Linked DNA regions of Homo sapiens: region 2 is linked to region 1. Evidence: chromatin contacts called from ENCODE Hi-C or POLR2A ChIA-PET data. All regions are on one chromosome and are shown on one strand. The core of a region is the stretch at or near the end of the contact, and the rest is flanking DNA. Distances in the headings are between cores, read along the strand shown.

Evidence for each region. Hi-C counts contacts between places; a loop is a spot of excess contacts on that map. ChIA-PET counts read pairs that join two places held with the same protein, here RNA polymerase II (POLR2A). Pooled maps may share reads with other maps.
Region 2: a loop to region 1 is called in a pooled map, with 2.5 times the contacts of the local background. The contact joins two enhancer-like sites. A Hi-C loop is called at or near these places in 1 of 168 maps with a recorded cell type or tissue (breast epithelium) and 1 of 50 pooled maps. POLR2A ChIA-PET finds 5 or more read pairs at or near these places in 3 of 52 experiments (GM12878, OCI-LY7 and activated naive CD8-positive, alpha-beta T cell).

The regions. Positions count from the first base shown.
Region 1 is chr2:135,685,708-135,691,711 of GRCh38, reverse strand. The region is part of intron 21 of R3HDM1 (R3H domain containing 1); the gene reads right to left. Among named protein-coding and RNA genes, the nearest start is that of MIR128-1, 23 kb to the right of the region's middle. Within about 2 kb of position 3,016, at least 2 of the 41 ENCODE cell types and tissues checked have a DNase peak (open chromatin) inside an H3K27ac peak, as active enhancers do; they include GM12878, where a contact is called at or near this core.
Region 2 is chr2:135,789,116-135,795,119 of GRCh38, reverse strand. LCT (lactase) reads left to right here. Exons shown (of 17, transcript NM_002299.4): 14 at 345-479; 15 at 4,239-4,462; 16 at 5,322-5,549. Among named protein-coding and RNA genes, the nearest start is that of LCT-AS1, 28 kb to the left of the region's middle. Within about 2 kb of position 2,664, at least 2 of the 41 ENCODE cell types and tissues checked have a DNase peak (open chromatin) inside an H3K27ac peak, as active enhancers do; they include GM12878, where a contact is called at or near this core.

The sequences.
Region 1 (6,004 bases), core at 1,767-4,266:
AAGCTATTCTCCTGCTTTAGCCTCCCACGTAGCTAGAATTACAGGGGCCCACCACCAAATCCAGCTTATATATTTAATTTAAAAAGAAAATCTCTTTACTTCTGTTTTTTTTTTGGAGACAGGGGTTCTCTCTGTTGGAGTGAAGTGGTTTGATCTCAGCTCACTGCAGCCTCAACTTCCTGGGCTCATCCCACCTCAGCCTCCTGAATAGCTGTGACCACAGGTATGAGCTACCACGCCCAGCTAATTTTTGTATTTTTTGCAGAGATGGGGTTTTGCTATGTTGCCCAGGCTGGTCTTGAACTCCTGAGCTCAAGCGATCCACTCACCTTGGCCTCCCAAAGTGCTGGGATTACAGGCATGAGCCACCATGCCCAGCCTAAAAGAAAAATTAATAATGGAGTTTTTACAAAGTATAAAATAAAATGTTAAAAAATTTGATTGCTAACATAGTTCATATATATGTATGCACACTGAAAAATGACTTTGGTGAGGTACATCAAAATTTATCAGTGATTATTTCTGGGTGCTAAGGCTGTGGTTGATTTGTCATCAAACACTTGAAATTTCAAATATTTTCAAATTTTCTACAATGACTATGTATGTTTAACCAGAAAGACCTAAACAAGGTACATAGAGGAAAGACTGTTTTAATAGACAAAATACAGATATAAGAGAAGTATTTTTCAAAAACAGAAACTCATTGAGAGGCTGAGGAAGCACCACAAATACTCGGTGTGATCAATTATGGATAAAGAGGTTTTTTCATGAAATGTTGCCTCTCCTATTCCTTAAAGGTACCTAAATAATTTAAATCCAAAGTATTACCATTATCACTCATTTTGGTGAGTTCACAAAAATGAAATAGCTAAAGCACCCTCTTCCCTTCTCCTTTAACATTTTTTGGTGAATAAAACAATTTACTAATAAATTTTGCTAATAAACACATGCCCACAAAAATGGTAAAAAAGAAAAAAAGAAACAAACAAACAAAAAAAACCTCTTTTATATCCACTAAAGAAGAAATGAATGTTCTGAAAAGGCAATGTTTTAGCAGTGAAAGTAACTTTTTTTCTTTTACATTTTATTCCTTCAACAGTATCTTTCTTCATCTATTCTGTTAGTGCTACAAAATCATACATAGGTTATCAGTGCAGATATGCTGTAGGGTATATTGGTTTGCTCAGTTTAAAACATATTCTTATTGGTGTAAAAACACTTAACACAAGATCTATCCTCACAGAGTTTTAAGTGTATAATACAATATTTATCTGTAGACAAAGTCTTGTACAGCACATCTCTTGAACTTATCTTGCAAAATCAAAATTTTATTTATTACATTTTATTTCTCTAAGCTGTTAGTAACTTCATTTTTAATAACGAGAGAAGTAAAACTTTACCAAAAGATATAGTTCAGATCGACAGACTTATTATCAACAATTATTTCAAAGGATAGCTGAGGCAAACAAAAAACTGAAAATGTCAAACTAGAAGCTTAGGAGAAATAAAATGAATACAAGAGAGGTATCACAAGTAGGACAAAAGGGACACTAGAGAAATACTAGGATACAAAAATGAGGAAAAACAGACTGTGGACAGAAAAAAGGGAAAAAGACTTAAAAGTAGGTTTTCTTTTTCATAATTTCATAAAGATTCTGTGAAACATTTTTTAAAGGTTCTTAAAAAAAGGCTATAGTCTTTTCAAGTTCCTGTCTGTATGCTACCCCTTTGAGAATATAGATCAAAGACAAAGGTATTATCGTTTTGAATTTCAAGATAAAAATAGTGAAAATGAAAGGGAAAATAGGAGAAGAACCGGTAAAAATGAGAGCATTTTGAAGATATCCAACTCACTTGCCCACTTTTGAAGGCTGCTGGTATCAAACTAATTTTCTCTCCACACTAAGGACTGAGAAAAATCTCATGAGTTGTTGTAAAATTAGTGTCCCTGACTAGTACTTTGCTCGCTTAAAGTGACAGTATATGTTGACTTGTATCAGGCTGTGCTCAATCTTCATAATGATAAGTAACAACACAATCCAATCCAAACACAAAGTTGCCTCAGTGAACTGAAAGGATGAGCTGAAAGTAGACATAATAATTCAAATTCTACCTTTCTACACAAGGAACCTCTGTAAGAAAACAATTTTGCTAAGCAACCCAAGCTAAGTAAGACATTTTTCAAAACAAAGACTCACTTTGTGTTCTTATAGGAATCTTATTCCTTATAATCTTGTAATAAAATGAAGGCTACTAGAGTCCATTTAGCATCTAAAACATAGTAAGACTGTATGGATCAAGACCCTGTAACCTAGAGTTTAAGATACACTTTCCATCTAAGATCTAGAAATTTATAAACTTGTTGATATGTAGTAATTTATAGTTTTATGTCAGGATACTGGATTTCAGATGAAAATCTACTAATAAACAGTGATAGACATCATGACTTCTCTGCTAATGTGTAAAGTTTTACTGGGCTATAGCTACTTGTGGACAGCTGAAGGCATGAATAAAAACCAGACTAAAGGGCTGGTTAGTGTAGGCCAGAGGGTTTCAATTCTTGGCTCCCACTAGAATCACCTGGAGGGCATCAAAAAATAATGTTGCTCAGGCTTAAGATCAGGGCCAGACCAATTAAATGAAGATATATAGGGTTGAAATTTCATAGTGTCTACATGTAAAATAAAAACAAATACATATTCTTATCCTTTTTAGAAGGACACTGTGAAGACAAATGAGATTCTAGAAATGTAAAAACTCTGCAGTATTTCTTTTTGAGAAGGAGTCTCGCTCTGTCATCCAGGATGGAGCGCAGTGGTGCCATCTCGGCTCACAGCAACCTCTGCCTCCTGGGTTCAAGTGTTTCTCCTACCTCAGCCTCTTGAGTAGCTGGGATTACAGGTGCCCGCCACCACACCTGGCTAATTTTTGTATTTTTAGTAGAGATGGTGTTTCACCATGTTGGCCAGGCTGGTCCCCAACTCTTGGTCTCAAGTGATCACCCGCCTCGGCCTCCCAAAGTGCTGGGATCACAGCCATGAGCCACCGTCCTTGGCCCTTCGCAGTATTTCTTGATAACAAAACACTATTTGAGGAGTGTTTACCATTTTCCTGACCCTGGGTAACATGATCATGAATTTCTTTGGCTTTCAGTTTCACAACAATGCTGTCCACTATGGTTTTTTAAAAACTTGGTTATCATATTGAGAAGCCAAGAGAAAGGAAAAAAAAAATCCCCCAAAACAGGAAGATAAACTCATTCATCATCTTATGAATCCACCAATCCAGCTGCCTTTCCATCTTTTTCATAACTTTGTCATCTATTTCGGATGTTATTTTAGGACTTTCTAGAGTGGCCTCACATACACATCTGTGAATTTCCTCTTTTTCTGGATGTACTGTATTGTTGATTCGTTAACACTGAACTGATGGCCAGTACCAACTCATGCTTGAACACACAGCAGAGCTTTCTTGTGCTTAGTAACACAAGACAGAAAATCAGCATTGTTTGGGAGCCATTTCAAACAAAAACCCAAAAAGTGTGAACAACGTGGCACTAAATAGACTGAAAAGGACAATTGTTTATAATAGAAGAACTGAAACAGGGAGGCAGCATGTGCCTTGTTTGACCTCAGATGGGAATGTGCTTGCCTGATGATTCAAACTTTTTTGCCACACTGAACGTGTCCACGAATGAAAAAGAAAGTACAATAAGTATCAATTTAGGGGTTACAAATAATTTCAGCAAATAGGCAGATTTGCAAATACAAAGTCTACAAATACTGAGAATCTGCTACACATATTTTTCTTTATGTAACTCTGAAAATTAATGTGATTTATTTTTCATTTCTCAGCTGAGTGTTCTTGTAAAAATGTAGACTTCAAATTCAGTGAGGTAAACAAAAAGATAACTTTTCTTAAACCCAAAAAGGTAGTGTCATTGAAAAGGTATTGGTTTGACGAGCCAGAAAAGAACAATGACGTAGATTCATGTTACACAGAAAACATATTAATCAGGAAAAAAGTCACACTAAAAAAATTCACATCTTACTACATTTAGTCTAATTGGGAGTAAGAGCCAAAATAAAAATATTTGTTGCTTTAAGGATAAACTAATGATTCTCTATGATTTCTTCAAGCTTTCATACTTGCTTTTTGGAGAAGTATTCACTCATTACAATGATCTGGAACAGAGCTCAGAAACAGGTTAAGTGCTAAAGACATGTGAACTATTAAAATGGATGTCACAAATCCTTCAAAGACACCATAACTGTTTTTCTTTTTTTGTTTGTTTTAAACACGAGAGCTACCCTTTTAATAAAATTTCAAGTGTACAACACAATATGACTATAGGCAAAATGTAGTATAGCAGATTTCCAGAGTTCATTCATCTTGCATAAAAGAAATGTTATATCCACTGAAGAGTAACTCTCCACTTCCCCCTCCCTGCAGCCCCTGGCAATGACCATTCTACTCTCTGCTTCTACAAGTTTGACTATTTTATTTTCTGTATTTTTGAGACAGAATTTTGCCCTGTTGCCTAGGCTAGAATGCAGTGGCACTATCTCGGCTCACTGCAACCTCTGCCTCCCAGGTTCAAGTGCTTCTTGTGCCTCAGCCTCCTGAGTAGCTGAGACTACCGGCACCACCATGCCCGGCTAGTTTTTTGTATTTTCAGTAGAGATGAAGTTTCACCATGTTGGCCAGGCTGGTGTACACTCCTGACCTCAGGTGATCCACCTGCCTTGGCCTCCCAAAGTGCTGGGATTACAGGTATGAGCCACTGCGCCCAGCCAAGTTTGACTATTTTAGAGGTCATACTGTGGAATAAGGCAGTATTTGTCCTGTGACTGGCTTATTTTACTCAACATAATGTCCTCAAGGTTCATCAACATTGTTACATATGGCAGGATTTCCATCTTTAAAGGCTAAATAATGTTCCATTACAGTACATATATAACCTTTTTTTCTTTCAGAGAGGGTCTGGCTCTGTCGCCTAAGCTGGAATACAGTGGCGTAATCATGGCTCACTATAGCCTTGACCTCCCAGGTTCAAGTTATCTTCCCACAACTCAGTTTCCTGAGTAGACTAGCTTCACAGGTATTTGTCACTATACCCAGCTACTTTTTAAATTTTTTGTAGAAATGGGGTCTCCCTGTGTTGCTCAGGCTGGTCTCAAACTCCTGGGCTCGAGCCATCCTCATGCCTTGGCCTCAAAAAGTGTTGGGATCACAGGAATGAGCCATACCACATTTTCTTTATCCACTCATCCACCAATTGACATTTAGGTTGTTTCCACATCTTGGCTATTGTGAATAATGCTGCAATGAATATGGAGATGTAAATCTCTCTTCGAGATACTGATTTCAATTCTTCTGCATAAATATCTAGAAGTATTTGGAATTGCTGGATCAAATGATAGTTCTATTTTTATTTTTTTTAGGAACTTCTGTACTGTTTTCTATAGCAGCTACACCATTTTACATTCCCAACAACAGTGTTACAAGGGTTCCCTTTTTTCCACATCCTTATCAATACTTAATAGCTTTTGATTTTTTTGATAACAGCCATTTTAACAGGTGTGAGGTGATATCTCATTACGGTTGTGATTTGCATTCCTCTAATGATTAGTGATATCAAGCATCCTTTCTCTGGCCTGTTTGCCATTTGTATGTCTTCTCTGGATAAATTTCTATTCAACTCTTTAACCCTTTTTTTTTCTGAATTACAGGATTTCCTTAATATTTTGGATATCAGATATACAGCTGGCAAATTTGCAGTTTCCATATACAAAGTTCTAGACATGTAATTCCTTCCACCAGTCCTGGAAGGTATTTCTGTCTTACAAATGAGAAAACAAAAGTACAAATAAATAACTTGTCCAAGGTCACACTGGCTTGAAGACAGGTTTTTATGATTCCAAAGCCCATTTTTCTAACCATATCATGCCACCTAATAACTAATATTTAAAGGCATGAGTTTTAGTTATCTGAAAAATTAGCT
Region 2 (6,004 bases), core at 1,415-3,914, 100 kb before region 1:
TATCAGAATTTGCATATGTTGTTTGAAGGAAATTAAAAACTGTTTATGCATGTGTGTGTGTGTGTGTGTGTGTGCGCGCGCGCGCGTGGGTGCGTGTGTGTGTGGTCCTTCAGGTTTCAGAGGCTCTTGTAGAGACCTAGGGAAGCCAGGTTTATGGTCTGGCTGGAGGAGCCGCAGTGCTTCCTGCACCGCCTGAAGGACCTCTTCTCCTTCCCTGCCAGTTTCCCCTACTCACTGCCAAGTGCCTGGGGTTCGGAGAGCTCCCCCGCCCCAGCCCTATGACGTTCTCTTCTCAAAGCATGGCTCTCCCTGAAGCCCTGCCCTCAATGGCTTCTTCCACCCAGGCTGCCAGAATTTACAGAGAGTGAGAAGAGGAGGATCAACGGCACCTATGACTTTTTTGGGTTCAATCACTACACCACTGTCCTCGCCTACAACCTCAACTATGCCACTGCCATCTCTTCTTTTGATGCAGACAGGTAAGTCCACCAACAGGGAGCCCGGAGCCATCTCTGGAAAAGGCAGAAAGGTGCCCTTGGCTGTGCTCTCTGAGGCCTGCCCAGCCTCAAAACAGGGCCTCCAACGCCGAATGTGCCGGGGTTTGCAAGATGCTCGCCACCCCACAGATCCCAAGGAAATCTCCAGCAAGCAAGAGGGAGAGAAGGCCGGGGTCTCCAGGGCACCTCCCATTAGGGCACATGTGCTTGGCTTTTTGTTTTTTTATTTCATTTTTAAAATTTATTTATTTTGCGTTCTTTTTCACAGGCTGCTTAACTCTAAAAATGCTTGGTTGTTAAAAAGGATTTTCAAGAAAAAAATTGTTTAGGTTTTATCAAAATTCGCTTTAATATTAATAAATATTACAATAATACAAGAGTAAAATTTTATTTTCTCTTTTTAAACAATGCTTTTATGAAGTAGAGATAGTAAAAGATTTTGGTTCACCTTTTAAGTAACAGTTTTTATTTTATTTATTTTTTTTGAGACAGAGTCTCGCTCTGTCACCAGGCTGGAGTGCAGTGGCACAATCTTGGCTCACTGCAACCTCCACCACCCGGGTTCCAGTGATTCCCCTGCCTCAGCCTCCAAGTAGCTGGGATTACAGGCGCGTACCTCCACGCCTGGCTAATTTTTTTTTTTTTTTTTTTGTATTTTAGCAGAGACGGGGTTTCATCATGTTGGCCAGAATGGTCTCGGCTAATTTTGTGTTTTTAGTAGAGACAGGGTTTCTCCATGTTGGTCAGGCTGGTCTCTATCTCCTGACCTCAGATGATCCCCTTGCCTTGGCCTCCCAAAGTGCTGGGATTACAGGTGTGAGCCACTGCGCCCAGCCGATTGTCTTTTTCTTTATGATATCTATTTATCTAGAGACTTTTTCATCCATATCCTGTATTGTTTTTTAAATTTCTCTAAGTTAATTTTCACCTTTCTCTAGTACCTCCTTGAGTAGTTTAATAATCAACCTTCTGAATTCTTTATCTGGCAATTCAGAGATTTCTTCTTGGTTTGGATCCATAGCTGGAGAGTTAGTGCGACCTTTTGGGGGTCTTATAGAACCTTGTTTTGTCATATTACCAGAATTAACATTTCTGGTTCCTTCTCATTCAGGTAGACTGTTTCAGTGGAAAGATCTAGAACTCAAGGGCTGCCCCTCAGATCCTTTTGTCCCACAGGGTGATCCCTTGATGTGGTGCTCACCCCCTTTCCCTAAGGATGGGGCTTCCTGAGAGCCAGACTGCAGTGATTGCCATTGCCCTTCTGGGTCTATCCACCCAGCAGAATTACTGGGATCTGAACTGGTGCTGAGGAATGTCTGCAAAGAGTCCTGTGATGTGATCTGTCTTCAGGTCTCCCAGCCATGGATACCAGCACCTGCTCCAGTGCAGGTGGCAGGGGACTTAAGTGGATTCTGTGAGGGTCCTTGGTTGTAGTTTTCTTTCGTGCACTGGTTTTCTCAAACGCTGGTTATGCGAGCAGTGAAGTTGTCATGTGGACAGACTCAGGACCTCTGGTTAGCCAGGATGTTGCAGGCAGTGGAATTAGTTGTTGTTTTCTCTTTCTTTGGAGCAGGGTTCTTCTGTTATGAGTTGCTATAATGGCGTGAGTTGGTTGGTCTCCAGCCAGGAGGTGGCACTTTCAAGAGAGGAGGTGGCACTTTTGAGGTGCTTTCCCCTTCCACTGCCACCAGCTGCGGTAGTAGAAGGGGGATTACAAGGTTGCCCTACGTTGGCCAGGGTATTTGGGTTTCTCAGGTTATGGGCGGGGCCATAGAGCTCCCAAGAGTTTATGTCTTTTGTCTTCAGCTACCAGCAAAGGTAGAGAAAGACCATCAGGTTGGGGCAGCATTAGGCATATCTGAGCTCAGACTCTCCTCGGGTGAGGCTTGCTGTGGCCACTGTGGGGGAATAGGGGGCTGGTTCTCAGGCCAGTGGAGTTCTGTTCCCAGGGGTATTATGGCTTCCTCTGCTGTGTCATACAGGTTGCTAGGGAAGTTGGGAAAGCTGGCAGTCACAAGCCTCACCTAGCTCCCATGCAGCCAGCAAGGCCAGTCTCACTCCTGCTGTGCCCTGCCAACAGTGCGCAGGGCAGAGATCTCACCCCAGGCCACAAGCCTTCTCTCTGAGAAAGCAAACAGGGCTTTCAGGCCTTGCCCCTCCCCACCTGCCCACACTGTTGGCTGTGGCTTCTGTGCTTTTATCTGCACTTCTTGTTTGCCCCCAAGATTCTGCTCAGGAAAATTCATGCTTCTAGTTGAAATTAATAAGTTGAGCTAGAAGCTTCCTTAATCCTGCCCCTCCCTAATTCCACTGGCTTCCTTCTACAAGGACCCCTGTAGGATAAAGTCAGGAATGGCTTCCCTGGGCTCAAGCTGGGGACAGGGAGTGGCTACAGGGCTCTTCCCACTGCTTCTTCTACTTTTACATTTCACTTGGCTCCCTAAATCCACTTGCGCTCTAGGTAAGGTTAAATCCTTCTCCTATGATCTGGATGTTCAGGTCCCCAGAGAGGATGTGTGTTCAGAGGCAGACTTTCCCCTTCTCACACTTTGGGAACTCACAGTTTTGCAGCTGTCTCATGGAGTTTGCAGTAGCATTCTGCTTCTTTCAAAGGTCTGTGAATTCTTTTGGTTTTTCTGGTATGTTCCAGCAGTAGTTCTTGGAGCAACAGTTAACAATGTGAGTCTCCACACACTGTTCTGTCCATCCAAGTGGGAGCTGTACCTAAGTCCTGTCTCTTATCTGCCATTTTCAGAAAATCTCATTTTGTTCCTTTTCCATCAAGCATCTTTCCACACCAGTAGCTCTGACTGTGTCCAGGTTCTTTCTTTGAAAACCAGCCCCTCCACTCCCACTGTATCCTGAAACCCCCAGAGTCAGGCTCACCAAGGGGGCTGAGGAGACTCCAGAACACCCCTCTACTCCTTCTGATTCTCCCTCCCTCTTATGAGCCCTGGGGCTGTCCCTGGGAAGACCTCCACTAGTGCTTATGAAATGGCCCACATTCAATTCAGCTGAGTCAGATAAATCCAGGTGCTGATAAAACCAACATTTTTTTTTTCCCTGAAAGATCTGAGTGTAGGAAGTGTCTAAATTCTTGGTTCTTATTTGACATATGTGACTACAGGTGATCAGGCTTCTGTGGCCTCCCCCAGCAGGCACCCCTGTGGCAGGAGCTGTCCACCTCCTCGTCCATCACTGAAGAGAGAGGCCAGGCTCTTGGACACTTGAAGGAGGTGCCAGCCTGTCTGCTGCCTGTCTTCACACAAAGCAGGGCCCCTACAAATATTCGTGCCTGTGGCCTCACCCGTGGTCTGCAAGTGGCATTGACTAGACATGGGTGACTTGGGGGAGCCCATTCTCTGAAGACACAGCACTGGCGTCCATTGGAAGCCTGGAGCTGGGGACCCATAGCCTTTCATAGCTGGTGTAAGGAGCCATCTATTCAGAGTAGTGGAGGGCTGGGCTCCATGAGCAAGACCATTCTCTGCACAGGCAGAGAAATTGAAGGACGGAGAGCTGAGTGGCTTGTCCAATGCTATACAAGCACAGAGTGCAGGCAGCTAGAACCAGCGAAAGGAGGAGAATTTGAGGCAATTTGATTCTTCTGGGTTTAGTATGATTCTTAAGGCTAGACAAAACCTAAGGCTTTTCCTGGTCTAAGTCCTGTTTTGTGTTTCGTGTAAAGGGCCTCTTGAGATTTACAAAACAAGACCTCATCTTTAGTTTTTGAACTTGTAGAGGAGTTGCTTCCATCGCAGATCGCTCGTGGCCAGACTCTGGCTCCTTCTGGCTGAAGATGACGCCTTTTGGCTTCAGGAGGATCCTGAACTGGTTAAAGGAGGAATACAATGACCCTCCAATTTATGTCACAGAGAATGGAGTGTCCCAGCGGGAAGAAACAGACCTCAATGACACTGCAAGGATCTACTACCTTCGGACTTACATCAATGAGGCCCTCAAAGGTACGACGGGCCCGCCCTTCCCCAGCGTGCACCTTCCCCTGTTGGAAACATCTGCTATTTGCAGGAGTGTGATACAGCGTCCTTGGGCCACAGTAAGAAGAGAACGATAAGCCTTCTTGCTCCTGTGGGGGTTAAGCTTTGCTTTAGGGCCGCACTCTGAGTTTTTTTCCTTCCTATGTCTAAGCTCAGCAAGCAAGCCCAGTGGCCTGATGCCACCAAACCCTAGTTCCTGGCCTGAGTCACTTGCTCCCCTTGATCCTCCCTGATGTCGGAACAGCAGTGCCCTCCTGAGAATGGTCTGGGTAGGGCCCAGGAGGAGTAGGCTGTGTGGTTGCCTGTAGGGTCTCTTAGTCTCCGAGCAAAAGTTTGAGGCTCTTGGCTCAGCCCTAACAACTTGAGATGGGACCATGAGGATAAGAGAATGGAACAAATGCTGAGTAAAAGAGCAAGCAATGCACCAGCAAAGGAAATGATTAGAAAAATCCTACCCAGCTGAAATATATTCTATCTAAGGGCTATTTTCTACAGGGAGAAGCATTAACATTCTAAGGCACTGACCAAGATCATGGATAGAAGTGTAGGTGACCCAGGGAAATTAGTCCACCCATGTTCCCGACTCCCATTCAGGGCTGAGCCTTTCTAAAGATGCTGGTGGCTCTACATCTCCATCCACAGAGGACCCGCTAACAGTCACTGCATGCAAAGAAAGGGGCAGCTTTCTCACAGAGCTAAAGCCAAAGCTTACCGCCATCTGTGAAGGCGGTGGGGAGAGCAGTAGGCAGACCTGGCTTCCGAAGGCCTGGCAGGAAGCTGCCTTATGAGATAGGAAACTTATGCCTAGTCCTCTGTGTTTGAGCAGCTGTGCAGGACAAGGTGGACCTTCGAGGATACACAGTTTGGAGTGCGATGGACAATTTTGAGTGGGCCACAGGCTTTTCAGAGAGATTTGGTCTGCATTTTGTGAACTACAGTGACCCTTCTCTGCCAAGGATCCCCAAAGCATCAGCGAAGTTCTACGCCTCTGTGGTCCGATGCAATGGCTTCCCTGACCCCGCTACAGGGCCTCACGCTTGTCTCCACCAGCCAGGTGAGATGTGGCTCTGGGAGGGAATAAAGCCTAAGGGTGAAGGGCAGGTGGAAGGGCCTCTCTCAGTCTGTTTTCTTCTAGTTTATTACCCTCCTCTCTGCTGCCCCATCTCCTTCATTCATTCAACAAATGTTTATTTTCTTTGAATGCTCCAGACATTTCCTGGGGTGGAACAAAGGACACTTAGGGTCAATGTTACACCTAGAAACCAGAGCCCTGACCTGGGAATAAGCAGGTCTAGACTCTTCTTCCAGCCCTACCACTAACTTGCTGTGCACTCATAGATAAGAAACCAGGCACATGCTTCAGGGCAGTTATAAGGATCAAATAAAGGGACCATGAAAGTACAATGCCTGCACCATGTGGGTGCCCCGTATTTGTTAAATGTAAGAGTATAAATCACTACACAAATGTAAATGACAATTATCCAGTTTCAATTATACAGGCTGAGAATC